Linked DNA regions of Homo sapiens: all the other regions are linked to region 1. A link is a contact called in ENCODE Hi-C or POLR2A ChIA-PET data. All regions are on one chromosome and are shown on one strand. The core of a region is the stretch at or near the end of the contact, and the rest is flanking DNA. Distances in the headings are between cores, read along the strand shown.

Region 1 (3,727 bases), core at 570-3,069:
AAGACCTGGCAAGATTGGACTGGATTGCTATGTGACCAGGGTCCCACTAGATGGGGCTGCATCCTCTAATCCCCAAATCCTTATGTTCCCTGCATGCTCACCTTTGTTACCTGCCTGACACCTGTGGGGCTTTTAACTTTATGGCAACTGCCCTATTCTCTGGATCCTTCCTGAGGATTTATGATGCGTAATACTCCAGGAATCTGGTTAGCTTTGCTTAACACATTTCCAAAACTTGTTTGAATGCATGAGTACAGTCACTAGTAGCATTCTGTGCAGTACAATGTATGGGGGCTTAGGAGTTTAGGGTAGTATACAGGATTAGGGATAGGACTTGAGTCTAATCCTAACTCTTAGCAGTTACACTGGATGACATTAGAGCAAATGGTTCTTTACGTCTACATTTTCTTCATCTGTAGATGTAATAATTTCCATATCAACTATGATGTACAGTGCTAATTCCAATGAAATGTTACATGTGAGAAGTCTTTGAAATGTAAAAAACACTACAGATACTGAAGCAGTTTGGAGAATTAAAAAACACTACGAAAACACAGCTTGGTAAATAATTTTTTTTTTCTTTTGAGACAGAGTCTGGCTCTGTCATCCAGGCTAGAGTGTAGTGGCAGAATCTTGGCTCACTGCAACCTCTGCCTCTCGGGCTCAAGCAATTCTCCTGCCTCAGCCACCTGAGTAGCTGGGATAGCCACCATGTCCACTTAATTTTTGTATTTTTAGTAGAGACAGGGTTCCACCATATTGGCCAGGGTGGTCTTGAACTCCTGATGTCAAGTGATCTGCCTGCTCAGCCTCCCAAAGTATTGGAATTGCAGGTGTGAGCCACCGTGCCTGGCCAGGGCTTAGCAAATAATTTCAATGGTGTTACACCTATAAGTCTCTTGCTGTATGGTATCTTTTAAAATAACATTTCTTTTTTGAAACAGTTGATATTGGGTAATTTGGCCATCATCATATACTGTAGAAAAAAATTGTCAAGTGAAAGGGAGAATAGGTAAGAAGGAAGAAAGGGGAGGAATTTAGTGAATATGAATTATTTTCCTTTAGATATATTAGTCTTGTAGATCGCAATGAATTTTTTAAATTACTATTTAAGATATTGTTGAGATTCCATTACCTCCAATCAGTCTTGGGACATTAGAACAGTGGTATAATTAAGACTGTATGTTTAAATTGAGAAATTTTGCACAACTTTAACAAGTAGCAGAACTAATTGTTCACTGATGGCTTTAAAGATGAAATAATTCTGTGAATACATGAAACTGTGAGGGACTCTTCGTGGTTGTCTAGGTTTATTTATATGCATACTCATTAATAAAAGTTTTTTTTTGTTTGTCTCTTGAAAACAAAACAGCTTTGTTTTAACAAAACAGCAATGGAACAAATTTGAAAACCGACTCGATATTTTCTCTGGCTCATCATTTAGTTTGGGTCAGCCATCTTCAACTTGCTGTGAGCTCTAGTCAAAGTGGATCAAATTTGTGGCAAGTCACACAGGTGTCAGGTGCTCTTCAGGAAACAACCCTGAACTCCAGGTTCTAAGGAGCTTAGTAGGGAAGAAATACAAAACCTATCACTTCTGATACTGATTATTACTAAGAGAAAGAATCTTGTGATAGAGACTGGCTTCTCAACTATGGCATTTGGGGACAGAAATCTCTGTTGTAGGGGGCTGTCCTGTGCATTGTAAGGTGTTTGGCGTCATCCCTGGCCTCCACCCACTAGATGCCAGTCACATCCTCCAGTGGTGACAACTGACAATGTCCCTGCGGGCACAGTTGAGAACCACTGAGGTAGAGGGTGTTTGTTGGGGGGTAGGAAGTGGTGTAGCTTTAGCTGGTTGGTCAGCGGCTGCTTCTAGGAAAGAGGTGACATTTAAGTTGAAACCAAGAAAAATGTGTAGGTGGCAGCCACATGAAAATCTAGTGGAAGGAAAACAAATGCAAAGGCTGTGGGGCAGCAGGAAGCTTGTGTATTAAAAGAGAGGATGTTGTGTTCCAATGAGTAAAAAACTAGTGAGTGAGGAGAGATGAAGAGAAGCAAGGCTGAAGAGATGTGCAAGGGGTCTGGCCAGGTGCTGGATGAAAAGGAATCTACAGGCCAGGCACAGTGGCTCACACCTGTAATCCCAGCACTTTAGGGGGCCAAGGCTGGAGGATCACTTGAGCCCAGGAGTTCAAGGCCAGCCTGGGCAACAAAGTGAGCCTCCATCTTATTAAAAATTTAAAAAAGAAAGGAAAAGGGCTCTATGAAGATGTCTGTTTGGAAAAGAGTCCCAATCTTAGAAAACCACTTTTGCATATTAAAAGCTAAACCTGCTACCCATCACCAAATTCTATGTTAACATTCACTAACATGCTTCAGTGACACTATTCTAAGTCAGGTATAGCTCGAGAGTCAGGTTTGTTGGGAGGACAGAAGGATATAGGCAGGGGAAAAAGAGGGGGAGAAGGGAACCTCTTGGCAGCAAGGGGCTTTCCACAGGGCTGTGAGACACCCCCAGGCCTTGCAAGAGGGGTTGTGAAAAAAGAGGGAACTGGCACCAACGTTTGGCTCTAATTGGTTTGGGCCCAAAATTGCTGCTTTGGGAGGCAGTAGTGGGGTGGTACAGGAGCTGATTTTATCCAGTCCACAAATGGATTTTTAAAATAGTTTTTTGATGTATATTTTTTAAGATGCATCAAACCCATGATTTAATGGGTATTGATTAGGATGAATAAAATGTTAAAGTTAATTAATCTAAAATAACTTGAGTGAGTAATAGCAAAAAAGCAATGTGAATACGGCAAAGGTTATGTAGATGCCTGAAGTCGGAGAGTCAATAGATCAAAATCAGCTGGGAGCTTGTTAAAATACACATTTCTTGGCCCTATTTCTAGACATTCTGGTTTAGCAATACAGATGTGACCTGAGAATTTTTGTTTGTTTAAATGACAGAATACAAGCTGCTATAAAATATTTTACATTTCAATAAAAGCATTCAGACTTCATGAAAGAACATGTGGAAATAAGAGCATACGATCATCCTTTACTTCTACTTATTTCAGATGTAAATCTCAGGAAATGAACCCAAAGTCTTTCTTGCAGGGGACTTTGGGTATTGCACTGCCACTTTTGTTTATTTAGTTACTTTTTGAGACGGAGTTTTGCTCTTGTCGCCCAGGCTGGAGTGCAATGGCTCAATCTCGGCTCACTGCAACCTCCGCCTCCTGGGTTCAAGCCATTCTCCTGCCTCAGCCTCCCAAGTAGCTGGGATTACAGGTGCTTGCCACCACGCCTGGCGAATTTTTGTATTTTTAGTAGAGATGGGGTTTCACCATGTTGGCCAGGCTGGTCTTGAACTCCTGACCTCAGGTGATCCACCCACCTCGGCCTCCCAAAGTGCTGGGATTACAGGCGTGAGCCACCATGCCCAGCTTTGCACTGTCACTTCTGAGGCTAAATAAAATTACCTGGAGTCTCCAAAATATAGGAAGACCCAAAAAATGTAGGGGAAGCTTATTTACACTCTGGTTTTCATGGTCTAGTTTGTGGATGTTTGTTACAGGTTCGTAGTGCTCTCTGGAAGGAAAGGAATGACAATTAGTCATTTGATCTCCCTCTGATTAAGGTTTTCTTTTGTTGTTGATTTCCTTTTGCTTTTTTTTTTTTTTTTTCCTTTGAGACAGGGTCTTGCTCTGTCACCCAGGCTGGAGTGCAGTGGTGTGAT
Region 2 (3,593 bases), core at 1,019-3,518, 190 kb before region 1:
GATGGTGAAATAGTCTGCAGAAGGTCAGTGAAAGAAAAGGAGAGAGAGCTCATTCTCTGCTACAGTTTCAGTACATTTCTCTCATGTTGTGAGGGAGTAGGCTGATGACAGATCTAAACACCAGGCTGGGGCTTTGAGGATTTAGAGCTTCCTTTATGGGGACGCTGCCAGTTTTGAAATGTCACCATTTTGGCTGAAGGGAAAAAAGGCAGAGCTCATTCTTCAGGAAGAAGCATGAGGAAATGGAATCTGAAAGCTCTTGTTAAAGAACTTGCTCTGGAATGAAGAGCGAGTACTCAAATGTGGGTATTGGTCAGGCACAGTGGCTCACGCCTGTAATTCCAGCACTTTGGGAGGTTGAAGTGGGTTGATCGCCTGAGGACAGGAGTTCAAGACCTGCCTGGCCAACATGGTAAAAGTCGGTCTCTATTAAAAATACAAAAATTAGCCGGGCATGATGGTGAGCGCCTGTAATCCCAGCTACTCAGGAGGCTGAGGCAGGAGAATCGCTTGAACCTGGGAGGCGGAGGTTGCAGTGAGCCGAGATCACGCCATTGCACTCCAGCCTGGGTGACAAGAGCAAGACTCTATCTCAAAAAAAAAAAAAAAAGAAAGAAAAGTGGATATTGGTGTTAATATTATCATAAGGTCAGGGTCATATTCCCTACCTAAAGGTCATGATCCTTTCCCCCATCTTTTTTTTTTCATCTCCTTAACAAAATAAGCTGCCCTAGAGTAGGTACTATGCCATCTAAGACTTGTAAGTCAGTATATTATAGATCAGTGAGGAGGCTTATTAAAATGCAGATTCCTGGGCCCCTCCCCCAGCGTTTTGGACACAGCAGGTCTGGGGGTGGGGCCTAAGAATTTGTATTTCTAACATGCTCCCAGGTGATGCAGATGCTTCTGGTCCATGGACTATACTTTGAGAACCACCACTCGAGTTAAAGACCACCACGCCAGAAACCTTGCATCCTACTAAGTTGCTGAATGGCCTTGGAAAAGCCTCAAGACCTGTCTTGGGATTTGATTTCCCAAGCTTTACAATGAGAATAAAACTAAAACCCTCTGAAGTGGATAGAACGGATAGTAAGTTTTAAAATAGATAATAAAGGGGTGGAAGTGCTTTGAAATATATAAAATATCAACAAATGTATGTCTCCAAAATGCTTGCGAAGAGTAGATGTGCACCTTGTTTTTTTTTTTTTTTTTCTGGAGACGGGGTCTTGCTCTGTCACCCGGGTTGAAGTGCAGTGGCACACAGTCATGGCTCACTGCAGTCTCGACCTCCTGGGAGTAAGTGATCCTCCCACCTCAGCTTGCTAAGTAGCTGTGACTACAGGTGTGCACCACCACACCAGCTAATTTTTAAAAATTTTTTCTAGAGATGGGGGTCTCACTTTGTTGTCCAGGCTGGTCTCGAACTCCTGGGCTCAAGCGATCCTCCCACTTTGGCCTCCCAAAGTGCTGGGATTACAGACGTGAGCCACCATGCCAGACACACTTTTATGTAGAGTGAGCTGCTACTATACTCCAAAGTGGTCAGGTGAATGGCCACCCAATTTGATATCAGTATTTGTTGAATAAATAAAGTGAGATGGAGATTTAGCAGCTGAATGGTCCTTTAAGTGGACAGACCCCCCAAGAGAGTTCAAGCCCAAAAATACCCAATGTGTTGAGTTCTGCTGAATCATGACAGCCTGCTGCATGCAGCCAGGGTTTGAAAACTATGGGGAGAGGGGGACATGCAAATAGGAACATGCCAATCAGGTAGCCTGTGGGCCCACCTGCACCCGGAGCTAGCGCTCTCACTCACCCTGTTGTCTTCAGGAGTAGGAGGAAGAGGCTTCTTTGAAGCTGAAAAGAGAAAAACAGGAAAAGAAAAAATGAGCATGAAAACTAATGGACCCAACCGGAAGTGAGCAGCCAGGGGGTTTTTCTGAGAAAAAGGGCCCAGGGAAAACAACAGAAGAAAGGGGGCCAGAAGGAGCAATAAGACACAGTGAAACCTGACTTGGCCTTGTCAGAAGCTGTCTTTTATCTCCTTGGGCCTGCTGGTTTCTGATTCCCTTTTCTAGTACACACCAGAAGCTTCCAGAAGTCCATATTCGGGGGCCCTCTCTTTCTGTATTCCCAGGAAAAGCCTGCCAGTGGGGTTAGACTTGCACCCTTCCCTGTAGGCATAGAGACTTCCGGGAATGTCTCTGCCACCTGCTAAGCTCAGGAGTGGGAATTGGTGACTCAGGGGGACAGTGACTCACTAGCTTCCTGATATGGTTGTGGGCTTGAGGAGGGGGTGGCTGAGGTGGGAGGTCATTGTGCTGCTTTTTGAGTGGGCTGGGATCCACTTTTAGTTGCCTTAAGGCATCTGAATATGTGTTCTTTCTGCCTCTTTCAAACTATACCAACCCCAGCATCTCTCTGTCTTTGTCTTTCTGCTTATCTCTGTTTCCATGTCTCCGTCTGTTTAGCTCTCCTCTCTCTTCCCTCTTTCCTCCTTTCTCTTCTCTTCTCCTCTCTCTTTCTCTTTCTCTCTCTCCTTCCTCTCATCTCTTCATATGCATCTCTCACTATTTCTCCTTTGTAGCTCTGCAAAGGCCATTCCTGGACTCAATGAATCAAAGGTGTGTGGCTGTGTCTGGGGCTCTCTGTGGTACGGGAGGCACTGCACAGACTTCAGGCTAATACAAAGACGTCCTTAATAACGAGAGATGGGAAGAGAATGGGCTGCATAGGTAGACGATGAGTTCCTCATTTCTGTATGAGGTTGACTTGAAGTTGGACAGCTCACATCAGGGATGTGGTAGAGGAGAGTCACACATTGACACTGGAGCCCAGTCCCGTGCAGACTTGCCAAGAAAGAGTAGGCTGGGATAGTGACCTGGGTATACAATGACCACAGAAGAAGGAAAACCCCTGTAATAGGAAGTATGGTTCCTATTTAGAACTCAACTTGGAGCTGGGAGACTGGTGTTCTAACTCTGGCTTCACCAATACTAGCTGTGAGCCTTGGCCACTTCCAGCCCTGGACATTCTATGACTGGTCTCTCTTTCTTCGTCCTCTGGCCTTGCTTTTCCCTTCCTTCCTTTCCCTCCCCACAGTGGGGAGATCAGGGCCAGTTCTGGTTGCAGAAATGGGTGTTACTATGGGTTGGGTGTGGCTGGGTCTGTTTTTACTCATCCACTTCTGCTGCTTCCCAGACCCATACAAGTTCTGAGGCTATATCTCAGCCTCAGATTCTTTCATCCACCAATAAGGAAGACAAGTAGACACAATTACCATTTATCAAGAACTCTGTAAATGTTGGCAGCTGTACTGCTTTCCACAACACCATTGAATCTCCCAGCCTTACACATAGCTATCTATTATCATTATCCCCATATTGCAGGTGAGAAAATGCTCTTAGAGGCTCAGAGGGATTATCCAAAGCCCAGTGCTCATAGACCCGCACTGCCAATGTGCTCGGTACCAGGAATCCTGTGAGCCTTCATCCAGGGTGATGACCATAAGCTGCGTTCACAGTGCAGTGTGCTTCTTGAAAACTCTGCTCTCAACTGTGCAAAACTCAGATCCATGAAGTTATTTAACCAAA
Region 3 (3,421 bases), core at 922-3,421, 250 kb before region 1:
ATGTAGAAAGAATATTCTTTTCAACAAATGATTCTAGGACAACTGGATACCCACATGCAAAATTTGTTTTATGGTGTGAGGTATAAATAATGTAATATATAATAAATTAACTCAAAATGGATCAAAGATCTATGTAAGAGCTAAAACTATAAAACTCATAAGAGTACATCTTTGTGACCTTGAATTATGTAATAACAACAAAAACACAAGCAACAAAATAAAAAATAAACTAAACATCAAAATAAAAAAAATTGTGCTTCAAAGGACGCCATCAAGAAAGTAAGTCCACAGAATAGAAGAAAATATTTGCAAATCATGTATTTGCTAAGTATATAAAATATGTAAATAATTCTTGGCTGGGCACAGTGGCTCATGCCTGTAATCCTAGTACTTTGGGAGGTTGATGGGAGAATCGCTTAAGCCAGGAGTTCAAGACCAGCCTGGGCAACAGAGTGATACCCTGTTTCTACAAAAAAATTTTTTTAAATAAAAATAAATTTAAAAAATGAATTCTTAAAACTCATTAATAAAGAGAACCTGATTTTAAAAATAGGCAAGGAACAGATTTTTCTCCAAAGATATACACATAGCCAATAAGCACACAGAAAGATTAATAACCTTAGTTATTAGGGAAATGCAAATCGATACCACTTCACACCCACTAGGATGGCTATAATGAAAAGGACAGACAATAACAAGTGTTGGCAAGGATGTGGAGAAACTGAGAATACCGTTGCTAATGGGAATGTAAGATGGTGCCGCAACTTTGGAAAATCGATTGGTATTTCCTCAAATTTTTAAACACACAGTTACCATTTGACCCAGCAATTCTACTCCTAGGCATACACCCAAGAGAAATGAAAATACAGGTCCACACAAAAACTTGTACATGGATGTTCATGGCACCATTATTTGTAATAGCTAAAAAGCAGAACTAACATATGCATCAACTGATAAATAAAAAATTGTATAGCCACATGGAGTATTTTTCAGCCATAAAAAGTAATTAAGTACTGATATTGATACAACATGAATAAACTTTGACAATATTATGCTAAGTGAAAGAAGCGAATCATTAAAGACCCCGTATTGTATTGTTCCATTTATTAAACATGCCCAGAATAGGCAAATCTATGGTTGCCAAGGGGTGGGGTTGGGGGAAATAGGTGGTGGTGCTAAAGGCCATGAGATTTCTTTTTGGGGTGCTAAAATGCTCTAAAACTGACTACGATTATGGGTTGTACAACTCTGTGAATATATTAAAAACCACTGAACGGTTTTTTTTTTTTTTTTTTTTACACAGAGTTTCACTCTTGTTCCCCAGGCTGGAGTGCAATGGCATGATCTCACTCACTGCAACCTCTGCCGGGTTCAAACGATTCTCCTGCCTCAGCCTCCCGAGTAGCTGGAATTACAGGCACCTGCCACCATGCCTGGCTAATTTTTGTATTTTCAGTAGAGACAGGGTTTTGCCATGTTGGCCAGGCTGGTCTCAAACTCCTGACCTCAGGTGATCCACCCACCTTGACCTCCCAAAGTGCTGGGGTTACAGACATGAGCCACCATGCCTGCCCTGAACTATATTTTTTAAATGAGTGAATTGTACAGTATGCAAACTATATTTCAATAAAGCTGCTACCAAAAGTTAGTATTTTTATAACTACTTTTTGGGAAACTTTGAGTGTAACATAAGCAGAAGGGGTACAAAGAGAGCTGGGGGTAGAGTAGGAGCTTGGGGAGTTTGGGGACTGTAAATGATGCCCCTACAAGCAGAGGCTGTGGAGAGCAAAAACCAACGGGGATAGCAGGGGAGGAAAAGAGTAATAGATACAACCATACCACCCCACAGAGCAGCCCCCTAAACTGCAGGGGTGAACTAGACCATACAGGGCAGGCCCAGCTAGCTTGTTTGTTCCCTCCCCCTGCCCCTGCCTGTTTTGGTTTCTCTGCCATCTGTCAGGTCCTGGGGCTGCCCCACCCTGGAGTAAAGACTTCTCAGATAATATTAACTGAGGAGTAATAATATTACTGCCTGTGAGGTGGGTGGGGTGATAGGTTCTGAGGTTTAGAATGAGAACAAGAAGGGAGCCTAGCTCTCTTTCTACTGATGAGGAAACCAAGGCTCAGAAAAGAGAAGGGACTTGTGCAAGGTCACTGGGCTAGTTAGGGGTGGAGCTAGGGTTAACACTGCACTTCCTGAGAAGACAAGGGACTGCAATAGAATAACTCATATGACACAGAGCTTTAAAAGAAAAGGACAGGGCCAGGCACAGTGGCTCGTGCCTGTAATCCCAGCACTTTGGGAGGCCGAGGCAGGTGGATCACCTGAGATCAGGAGTTCAAGACCAGCCTGACCAACATGGTGAAACCCCATTTCCACTAAAATTAAAAAATTACCCAGGTGTCATAGCACACGCCTGTAATCCCAGCTACTCGGGAGGCTGAGGCAGGAGAATCGCTTGAACCTGGGAGGCAGAGGTTGCAGTGAGCTGAGATCACGCCACTGCACTCCAGCTTGGGGAACAAGAGTGAAACTCCATCTCAAAATAAATAAATAGATAAATAAAAAGACAAGTATTGCAACAAAAATTCTGCAGCGAAATGAAAAGCCCTCTAAGAAAGGAAATATAATCAAAGGACTTTACTTGGCTGTCTGTGATCATCATTTATATATATTAATAATGTAGACACTTTAAACCTGATTTAGGTTAAAATAGAGCTCTTCCTATCTTGAGAGACGGGGGCAGGGGAGGGAGGGAGATGGTGTAAGAAAGTGAAATCTCCATCCATCACAGCAGGAAGTAAATAGACAACGTGCAGAATAGATAAATCGAGAAACAGCAGTGTAAGCATATCATTTAGAGATCTGGAGGCAGCTACTAGAAGAAACAGTGAGTTAAAAGTGGCAGCCTCTAGGGGAGGGTGGGTGCTGGATGGTTGTTTTTCATTATAAGGCTTTCAATACTATTTGATTTTTTAAAACATTTGTATATATCGTTTTGATCAAAATTTAATAATTTGCTTTAGAAGACAACCACCCAAAGTCTCCTTGTTAGCAGTTCAGACACCTGGCCGGTACCCAGCACTGACTGGCAAGGTGGTCTTTGTTGTTTCAGTCCCCTGCTCCTGTCCTCCGGGACCAGAGGCCCTATCACCTACAGCTTCTCTCCACACAGGGGACCTGCAGTCAGAGCCGAGAAATCAAGTCAGCCTCGACTTGGGCCACTGGAGAAGGCCTATCCTCCTCGTTGTTTATGAGTAGACTGAGTAGACAGAGAAAAAGATCTTGGTGGGGGCTAAAGGACTTTCCCCTTCGTTTGCCATTTTGCCCAGCTGCTTCCTGTGTTGTTAAGGTTGAGGTGGCCTTTGTGGTGACACCAAACCAGGCTACCAGCAGCTCAGGGGAACGGCCTCATGCTCT

The links. Hi-C counts contacts between places; a loop is a spot of excess contacts on that map. ChIA-PET counts read pairs that join two places held with the same protein, here RNA polymerase II (POLR2A). Pooled maps may share reads with other maps.
Region 2: a loop to region 1 is called in a map with no recorded cell type, with 4 times the contacts of the local background. The contact joins two enhancer-like sites. A Hi-C loop is called at or near these places in 1 of 168 maps with a recorded cell type or tissue (natural killer cell), 1 of 37 single-sample maps with no recorded cell type and 10 of 50 pooled maps.
Region 3: a loop to region 1 is called in a map of naive thymus-derived CD4-positive, alpha-beta T cell, with 4 times the contacts of the local background. The contact joins two enhancer-like sites. A Hi-C loop is called at or near these places in 2 of 168 maps with a recorded cell type or tissue (naive thymus-derived CD4-positive, alpha-beta T cell and natural killer cell), 3 of 37 single-sample maps with no recorded cell type and 10 of 50 pooled maps. POLR2A ChIA-PET finds 5 or more read pairs at or near these places in 1 of 52 experiments (activated naive CD4-positive, alpha-beta T cell).

Annotation. Positions count from the first base shown.
Region 1 is chr5:157,023,568-157,027,294 of GRCh38, reverse strand. No RefSeq gene overlaps it. Among named protein-coding and RNA genes, the nearest start is that of HAVCR1, 34 kb to the left of the region's middle. Within about 2 kb of position 1,819, at least 4 of the 41 ENCODE cell types and tissues checked have a DNase peak (open chromatin) inside an H3K27ac peak, as active enhancers do; they include natural killer cell, where a contact is called at or near this core.
Region 2 is chr5:157,216,131-157,219,723 of GRCh38, reverse strand. It overlaps ITK (IL2 inducible T cell kinase), which reads right to left. Exons shown (of 17, transcript NM_005546.4): 5 at 1,817-1,857. Among named protein-coding and RNA genes, the nearest start is that of ITK, 37 kb to the right of the region's middle. RefSeq lists enhancers at 2,879-2,958, 2,999-3,058. Within about 2 kb of position 2,268, at least 4 of the 41 ENCODE cell types and tissues checked have a DNase peak (open chromatin) inside an H3K27ac peak, as active enhancers do; they include natural killer cell, where a contact is called at or near this core.
Region 3 is chr5:157,272,006-157,275,426 of GRCh38, reverse strand. All of the region lies in intron 1 of CYFIP2 (cytoplasmic FMR1 interacting protein 2), which reads right to left. Among named protein-coding and RNA genes, the nearest start is that of CYFIP2, 7.6 kb to the right of the region's middle. RefSeq lists enhancers at 1,809-1,948, 3,015-3,224. Within about 2 kb of position 2,171, at least 8 of the 41 ENCODE cell types and tissues checked have a DNase peak (open chromatin) inside an H3K27ac peak, as active enhancers do; they include natural killer cell, where a contact is called at or near this core.